Regions from separate parts of the Homo sapiens genome. Here regions 2 and 3 are each linked to region 1. The links are chromatin contacts, found by POLR2A ChIA-PET in ENCODE. All regions are on one chromosome and are shown on one strand. The core of a region is the stretch at or near the end of the contact, and the rest is flanking DNA. Distances in the headings are between cores, read along the strand shown.

Region 1 (2,776 bases), core at 100-2,599:
AAGTAGCTCTCAAATATTAGGGGTCTCAAGGATAGGCAGTGCGGTGCTAAACATTCCCAGAGCTTTACATCAGTCCACTTGATCTCTTACCAGAAACTGATCTACATTTTTTCTCTCTAATCCCAACCTGCCTTTCCCTCACCTCTGATACCCCCACCAAAATCCACATCCCCAGAGGAACACTAATGAGCCCTTCTTACCAAAAAAGCAAAAGTAGACACACAGCGAGAATGAATTCAGGAGTCAGTGACAGCAGGTACCTAAATGGTCAGTGAACACGATCAGAATTTGTTTTCTCGTGACTCCCCACCATCTGTCACCCACAAATCTCCACTTCCAGGCAGGACGCCAAAGTGAAGAAGTGATGGGGATATTGAAGCAGAAACAATGAGCATGTAGGAAACTGCTTGTGACAGGGATGTGTTAACATCCTTCGGCCTGGTCTCTAGGCCTCTGTCCAGGTTTACTTGCATAGGTGAAGGCACACAAGGCTTAATTCTACACCAACTCTCAAAAGTCAGCCTGCAATCTACGCCAAACACTAACTTAAGGACCTCAGACAAAGGACAAACTCTATAAAAGTGAGCCCTTTTCAGACCAAATGTTTCTTGGCATCACTCTAAGCCCATGCATCCTCCTCCCAGGGAGCATGCCAGCCAGAAACCTGTCACTGGAAGCCACCTTACCCGCTCTGGGGTTGGACTGGGGCAAGTCGCTATCTCTTCTTCTTTCCAAGTAGGCACTGTAATTTCTTCCAGTCCCTGGGGCACCTGAATCTTCAGCTGAAATTGGGGCAGATGCTGCTAACAGCTGTGGAAAGGCTGATCTAAGCCTAGAAGAGGGTCATTTGACTGGCTTTAGTTCCCTCCTTAGCAGATCTGCCCGGCATCCTCCAGATCTCTCTTCCTCACTATCCCACTCTACTAGAAAGATCCCTTTCCCCTCTGGCCGGCCAGATACAGTCGGGCCTCTATCCCACGCTCCAGGCTTCTTTATTCGCGGCTAAGAAATTTTCCTCCAACTTGTGACTCTGCTTCTCCAGGGCCTGCACAACACCTACTTCTGGCTGCCCCGCCCCCAAATCCCCCTCCCCTAGGGCTGCCACTGGACCCTAGGGCCCCGGTCCGCCCCAGCTCCTTTTTTTCCTCTCCGCCTCGGACCTTACTCCATTCCATCTCCTCTTTTCAACCCTGGAGCCAGTACCCCCTTCGCCCCTACTACAGGCTAGGGCCCCCGCAATCCTCCCCAACTCTGGCTTCCCCGCCCGACTACTCCAACCCCACAACAAACTTTCCGCCGCTGCCAGCTGCGTTCAGGCCGCCATCTTGCCGCGGGGCAGGCCGGGTAGTGGCCAGGGCCGCGGGAATCCCCACGCACTTGGCGTGTCGCGTCATCTGAGGCGGGGCCATGGGGGCGGGGCCTCGGGTTGGGGAGGTGGGACACTAGGTAGGTGATGGTGAAAAATGGGGCTCTCCTGAAAGCAGGGATTGGAGGACTGGCCACAGAAGGAAGGAGGTGTCAGGAGCAGGGCAATAGCGGGAAGCGGGGAAAGAATCCAGTACTGAAAGAAAAAAAAAAAAAAAAAGAATAGGGGAACACATCTCAAAGATACAGTGGGAGAGAGAATCGTGCTACTGGTTCCCCGTCATCCAGAGAATAAAACCAGCTTTTCAGTTTGGCATTCAAAGATCCGCATGATCCAGGCTCTTCCACCTTCATCAGCCTCATTTTTTGCCTCTCCTGGGAACTTCAGGTTCCCAAATTGTCCTTTGTTTTCAGGACATCGGGCCTTAAGATGTCTAATCTCTCTCCTCCTCCTTTGCATCATCAATTCCTCCTATTCCTTCAAACCATCAGCTAAAATGTCACCTCCCCCAGAAAGATTTCCCTTTAGTGCTCCTTTTGCTGGGCATCACTAGCAACTTGTACATAGCTTTACTGTAGCTGTCCCGTGCAGTGTAATTATTTATTTACATGTTATACCACTTTTGCCCTGCTGCTTCTTCAGGGCAAAAACTATGTTTGATTGCATCTTCATACTCCCTAGCAGGTGCTTGGCACACAATAATTGCCTAATGAATAAATGGCATGTTTTCCTCCAATGCATTAAGCATATTTCTGCCTCAGGGTCTCTAAATTTGCTATTCCCCATACCTGGAATGTTCTTCCTCCAAATATTGACTCTCATTTGTGTCTTTGCTCAAGTGTCATCACTTTAGAGAAGCCTTCCTTGGCCACTCAATCTAAATCAGCATCCCTATTCTCCTTTACCCTGCTTTAATGTTTTCATTCATAGTACTTATCATTATCTGACATTATATTAAATATTTATTGTTTATTGATCATCTCCCCACTACAAAGCAAACTCCAGAGGTCTGGGATGTTTTCTTGCTCATCACAGTATCCCCAGTGTCTAAAACAATGCCTGGCATAGTAGGTATTCAATAGATTTTTTTTATTCTGTTTGTTTAATTAATTAATTAATTTTTGAGACAGGGTCTCACTCTGTTGCCCAGGCTGGAGTGTAGTGGTGCGATCTCGGCTCACTGCAACCTCCGCCTCCCGGGTTCAAGTGATTCTCCCACCTCAGTTTCCTGTGTAGCTGGGATTACAGGCGCATGCCAGCTAATTTTTTGTATTTTTAGTAGAGATGGGAGTTCCACCATTCCACCATGTTGGCCAGGCTGGTCTCGAACTCCTGACCTCAAGTGATCCACCTGCCTCAGCCTCCCAAAGTGCTGAGATTACAGGTGTGAGCCACTGCACCGGCCAGTAA
Region 2 (2,776 bases), core at 196-2,695, 380 kb after region 1:
AAGCTAGGCAGCAAGCAGTGCCTTAAGGGCCCCCAAAGTCCATGTTGAGGAGGAGTTGGGGGCTCATGCTGAATGTCTCTCAAGCTCACTTCCCACAACAGCAACCCTTGCAACACACACCTCACTAGACCCTCACCCCCTCACCGTAACCCATGAGGCGGATATTATCATTTCCATTCTACAGATGAATAAACACAGTTCAGAAAAGTTCAACTGAATTCTGGTCTTTGGAATCCAAAAACGTCTTGAGCTACCACTGGGCAGCTGAGGCAGGGTTAGGCTGTGTGGGAAAACCAAGGACAAGACTTTGACCCACTGGATCAACCTTACCATCGAGTTGTAGGCAACAAAAAGAACATACCTGATAAAATGGAAAACAGAAAGCAGCAGCTAATTCAGCGCTAACTGGTGGTGAACAGAGAACACAGTCTCAGAGATCAGGGATAAGATTTCCAGTGGGCACTGGGCTCCCACACTGCCAGTTACCTGAACAACCCTGGGTTATCTGGCCATCTCGGCATATTTAGTAATCATGGAGGTGGGGATGTTTGGATGACAAATTATCTGGTCAACCCAGCAATGCCCCGCATTTGAACTATGTTTACCAATATTTATAGATTATCCTGTGCAAATTTCACAGGCCCACTGCAGAGCAGTGATTCAGAAACTTTTTTGGTCATAGACCTGTTAAGAATCTGATGAAAGCTATAATCTCCCTCTCCACAAAAATAACAAATACAAAATCGTCTATGTAATTTTGACACGTTCATATCCTTTGACAGAGCAACTCCACTTCCAGGAATTTGTCCTACAGATATACAAGCACAAGGACAAAGACAGGTACAAGGATATTTGTGGTGGCATTGTTTAAAATAGGAAACCCTCTGAAACAAACCTGAAGTCCACCAGTAGGGCACTGGTGAAATAAACCAGGGAAGTGGGGGCAGGATGGGGTGAGGGAGTACAGACAGCACCGGCTTCAGGTTTAGCTTCCCTTTAAAAGATGCAGGGGCCTTCCTGCCCCCCACCCAACCTGGTGCCCCCAACTCAGCAAGGTCCCTGGAGAGGAAGAAATGCAAGCAACCGCGCAGGAGGAGGCTAAATAATGAATTGTAAGTGTGTGTTTTCTTTGGCCAGGGCAGTCTGGCCAAGCTCTGGGGGCTGCTGGGCAAACATTTTTCATATTTTAGTAGCTGGCCTATGCCCAAGGCAGTCAAAAGTTAAGCAAGCTTTGAATGAGCTGCTCCCTTGCTCTCCACGGCCCCAAGAATTCTTAATGAGGTTCTAAGGCAGCGGCCTCCAGGCCCCCAGCAAACTGGTCATGTTGCCTTAAATATCACTCACCCTTCACTACTTTTAATGAATGCAAATGATTCAGCAACAAAACACTTAGCCTGAAGTGAAATCCGTCTTTGTGCAGCCGGTTTCACCAGCTTGCTGACAGCCCAGCTCAGGCAGGGCCCTACCGGACAGGCAGGCAGGCTGGCCCAGCACAGCCGCAGGTGCCCAGGCTAGCCCAGGCAGACCCCTGCACACCCAGGGCAGCAGCAAAAGGCAGGAAGTGCAGAGCACAAGGGAAGCTCTCCATCCCACCTACCACCCCAGCGACCAGGTGCAGACCTTCACATCTCCACCTCTTTATGACTCTGGCTCCAGGGCAGAGGAAAGTGTGAGCAGGAAAAACAAAAGGTATTTATTTGATCTAAGGAATGGGGCTTAGTTCCAGGCACCTCAAAGGCTTGTCCGGTCACCACCCACCCCCACCTCCCCTTCACCTGAGGCCAGGTTCCAGAGGAACTCAGAAAGAGAACCCGCAAAGCTCCCTTGGATCCCGGTCCTCCTTCACCAACTGCAAGGAAGTGACAAAAACGGAGACAGTGTGAAGAACCCAATTTACACCGTTTTCGAAGTTCTGTTTTGGCAGCAAAAACTGAAAGCAGTTTTTCAGGAGTCTGAGAGCAACTTTTAACTAATTTCTCTCCAACCTGAGGCTCAGGGGGATTTCTTGCCCTGTCAGCCTGATCAACACCTCTCCCCGAGGCTGAGATAGCAGGCCTGGCCCAGAACAGGCAGCTGTTAATTCAGCTGCCACATCTTCACCCGAGAGGCCAGCCGCTGGCGGGAGACCCACAGAGGTCCATGCAGGCTCTCTCTAGGCTTTCTTGGTTGTGGATACAAATATGGAATCGGAGGGCATTAGACCCAAACTAGGCAACTGGCTGAACTCAGGACTACTGAGAGCTTACACATATCTGTGTAGCTGCATTAGATATAAAAAGGGCTTTGAAGTATTTGTTGACTTGGTTTAAAAGAAACCATGGTCCCTTTCAACCCTCACAGGACAATGAAGACAAGATCAGTCTCCCCAACAGAAAAAAGTTTCTCATTGTATCTTAGAGGGCCTCCAAAAATAAGTTGTATTGCATCAAAAATGCCCTTAGCTGTACATCCATCTTTTAGAAAAAGAGCACTGCAATTTTCTTAAAACAATCAGGAAGAACATTTCAATGCTGTTCTTCCCCATCATTTAAGGCACACCATCTATTATACAATACCTTATTCTTCAAAACACTCTCATAGGAAGCCAACCGAAGCGGAGAAGAGCATTCCTTAATCGAGGGGCTGAGTCTCCTAGCCCCTGGGACTCTTAAGTTCTTGCCTTCCATAAATTGGCCCCTTTCCTTCCTGGGCCTCAGTGACAACGCAGAAAGAATGCTTTCCGAAACCCATATGTGGTAAAGTGCTTAAGCCTACAGAAGTGAACAGGTAGAAGGCT
Region 3 (2,776 bases), core at 141-2,640, 330 kb after region 1:
GCCACTGCACTCCAGCCTGGGCGACAGAGCGAGACTGCCTCAAATAAAAAAAAAGGCGGGGGGCGGGGGGGCTGGGCGCGGTGGCTCACGCCTGTAATCCCAGCACTTTGGGAGGCCGAGGCGGGCGGATCACGAGGTCAGGAGATTGTGTCCATCCTGGCCAACTTGGTCAAACCCCGTCTCCACTAAAAATACAAAAAAATTAGCCGGGCATGGTGGCGGGCGCCTGTAGTCCCAGCTACTCTACTCGGGAGGCTGAGGCAGGATAATGGCGTCAACCCGGGAGGCGGAGCTTGCAGTGAGCCGAGATCGCGCCACCACACTCCAGCCTGGCGACGGAGTGAGACTCCGTCTCCGAAAAAAAAAAAAAACAAAAAACAAACAAAAAAACGGGGCTTGGGCGCGGTGCCTCACGCCTGTAATCCCAGCACTTTGGGAGGCTGAGGCGGGCGGATCACGAGGACAGGAGATTGAGACCATCTTGGCTAACACGGTGAAACCCCACCTCTACTAAAAATACAAAAAAATTGGCCGGGCGTGGTAGTGGGCGCCTGTGGTCCCAGCTACTCGGGAGGCTGAGGCAGGAGAATGGCGTGAACCCGGGAGGCGGAGCTTGCAGTGAGCAGAGATCACTGCCACTGCACTCCAGCTTGGGCGACAGAGCGAGACTCGGTCTCAAGAAAAAAAAAAAAAAGAAGGCAGGTGGATGGCATGTCAGGATTACTGGGCCTCTCTTCTCTGGGTACAGGGAAGTACACTGGGGTTTCCATGAAAAAGCAGAGTCTGGCTGGGCACAGTGGCTCACACCTATATTCCCAGCACTCTGGGAGACCAAGGTGGGTGGATCACAAGGTCAGGAGTTCAAGACCAGCCTGGCCAATATGGTGAAACCTCATCCCTGCTAAAAATACAAAAATTAGTTGGGTGTGGTGGCGGGCTCCTGTAATCCCAGCTACTCGGGAGGCTAAGGCAGGAGAATCGCTTGAAGAGCGATCCCAGCTACTTGGGAGGCGGAGGCTGCAGTGAGCCGAGATGGTGCCACTGCAACCCAGCCTGAGTGACAGAGACAGAGCGAGACTCTGTCTCGGGAAAAAAAAAAAAAAAAAAAAAAAAAAAAAGCTGAGTCTACATCCCTAAAATAACCCCTGCAGCACCGTCCTCAGAATGCCTCAGGTGCACTGGTGGTAAAGGGGCCAGGCTGCTTCAGTGGCCATCATAAACAGAGCCAACTCCACTTCAGGCTTCAAAATCCCAGGGCATTGTCCAACCTTGCTTGATTCTCTGTAAGCGGCAGGCAAAGGTTTTGGTAACGTGCCCTCATCAGACTTGTGAGTCCCCTTGGCCTGCTCTCTCTGATCTGGCTCACAAGTTAAACAATCTGCTGCTAGTCAAGGTAAACAGAAGAAGGTGGACTTGGCATGGTAACTGACTTGCTATCTTTCCAGAGAGGTGGTGCTTCCGGAAAGCAAGGGCAGTAAAAGGGAATTCTGTTAGACTCAAGCCAATTCGGTGTTTCCTTTATGCTGGGCAAGATGCCATCAGATAGCCACTGGAGTAATTCTCAAATACTGTTATAAAAGACCCGTTCTTTGGTAAAGATCAGACCCACTCCTTCCTTTCCAATTTTAACACCCCAGGGGTTTGCCCATGTTCTGGCTAACCCACTGTGATGCTATGAGATCTCACAAGAGGCCTTCTGTTTCCTGCCACGGCATCTGACTGCATAAAGCATGGTCCACCAGGTGTGCTAAGCTGATCCTGCTTCTCATCACATCATTAGTTCACAAGTGATCCATGAAGCAATCACAGATTACAGCTCTCTGATATCATCTTATCAGCTACTCTAAAAGGCATTACCTACCATTATGCCAACACCCAGGACCCATGTCTTTGATTTCTGTCACTAACTCACTGCTCTCTTAAAATCCTCCTGAGGCTCCCCTCAGCCCACTCACACCCAATATGGCACTTTGGTGCCAACTCTAGCTGGCCAGGGAACACCCTGCCTACCACTCCACCTCCCTAGAATACTTAAGTTCAAGACCAGCCTGGACAACATGGCGAGACCCCCATTTCTACAAAAAATAAAAATAAATAAAAAGAGGACAGGATAGAAAACATCAAGTGCATCAAACACAACATTGTGAAAGTTTAATTTTAGTTATATGAGCCTGCACACCAGATCATGAGTAAAATGCATTTCTTTTTTGTTGTTGCTAAGTGATGCAGGTCTTGCTATGTCACTCAGGCTGGCCTCACTCCTGGGCCCAAGGGATCCTCTGGCCTCAGCCTTCCAAGTAGCTGGGATTACAGGCACATACTGCTGCACCAGCTTAAAATGCATTTCCTAAAAGGGATTATAATCAAAAAGCATTTCAAAGCTACTAGTCTCCACCAGGGCTCCTTGAACTTTAATGAGCTTAGGAATCAGCTGGAGAGCTTGTTTGAAAAATTCACATCTTTAGACCTCACTCTCAAATACTCTAATTCCCTCATTCTGAGTCATGGTCCAGAAATCTTTTTTTTTTCTTTTGAGACAGGGTTTGACTCCTGTTGCCCAGGCTGGAGTGCAGTGGCAAGATCTCAGCTCACTGCAACCTCTGCCTCCCAGGCTCAAGCGATTCTCCTGCCTCAGCCTCCCGAGTAGCTGGAATTATATGCACGTGACACCATGCCCAGGTACTTTTTGTATTTTTAGTAGAGATGGGGTTTCCCCACGTTGGCCAGGCTGGTCTCAAACTCCTGGCCTCAAGTGATCTTCCCGCCTCAGCCTCCC

Evidence for each region. ChIA-PET counts read pairs that join two places held with the same protein, here RNA polymerase II (POLR2A).
Region 2: POLR2A ChIA-PET joins it to region 1 with 10 read pairs in activated CD4-positive, alpha-beta T cell. The contact joins the enhancer-like site here to the promoter of TJAP1 in region 1. POLR2A ChIA-PET finds 5 or more read pairs at or near these places in 7 of 52 experiments (AG04449, HEK293, K562 and 4 more).
Region 3: POLR2A ChIA-PET joins it to region 1 with 11 read pairs in SK-N-SH. The contact joins the enhancer-like site here to the promoter of TJAP1 in region 1. POLR2A ChIA-PET finds 5 or more read pairs at or near these places in 2 of 52 experiments (SK-N-SH and endothelial cell of umbilical vein).

Annotation. Positions count from the first base shown.
Region 1 is chr6:43,476,143-43,478,918 of GRCh38, reverse strand. TJAP1 (tight junction associated protein 1) reads right to left here and starts at 1,349. Exons shown (of 11, transcript NM_001350562.2): 1 at 1,291-1,349; 2 at 687-832. RefSeq lists an enhancer at 206-999.
Region 2 is chr6:43,095,445-43,098,220 of GRCh38, reverse strand. All of the region lies in intron 1 of PTK7 (protein tyrosine kinase 7 (inactive)), which reads right to left. Among named protein-coding and RNA genes, the nearest start is that of PTK7, 21 kb to the right of the region's middle. RefSeq lists enhancers at 1,493-1,582, 1,623-1,692, 2,163-2,262. Within about 2 kb of position 1,445, at least 15 of the 41 ENCODE cell types and tissues checked have a DNase peak (open chromatin) inside an H3K27ac peak, as active enhancers do.
Region 3 is chr6:43,149,130-43,151,905 of GRCh38, reverse strand. All of the region lies in intron 17 of PTK7 (protein tyrosine kinase 7 (inactive)), which reads right to left. Among named protein-coding and RNA genes, the nearest start is that of SRF, 21 kb to the left of the region's middle. Within about 2 kb of position 1,390, at least 5 of the 41 ENCODE cell types and tissues checked have a DNase peak (open chromatin) inside an H3K27ac peak, as active enhancers do.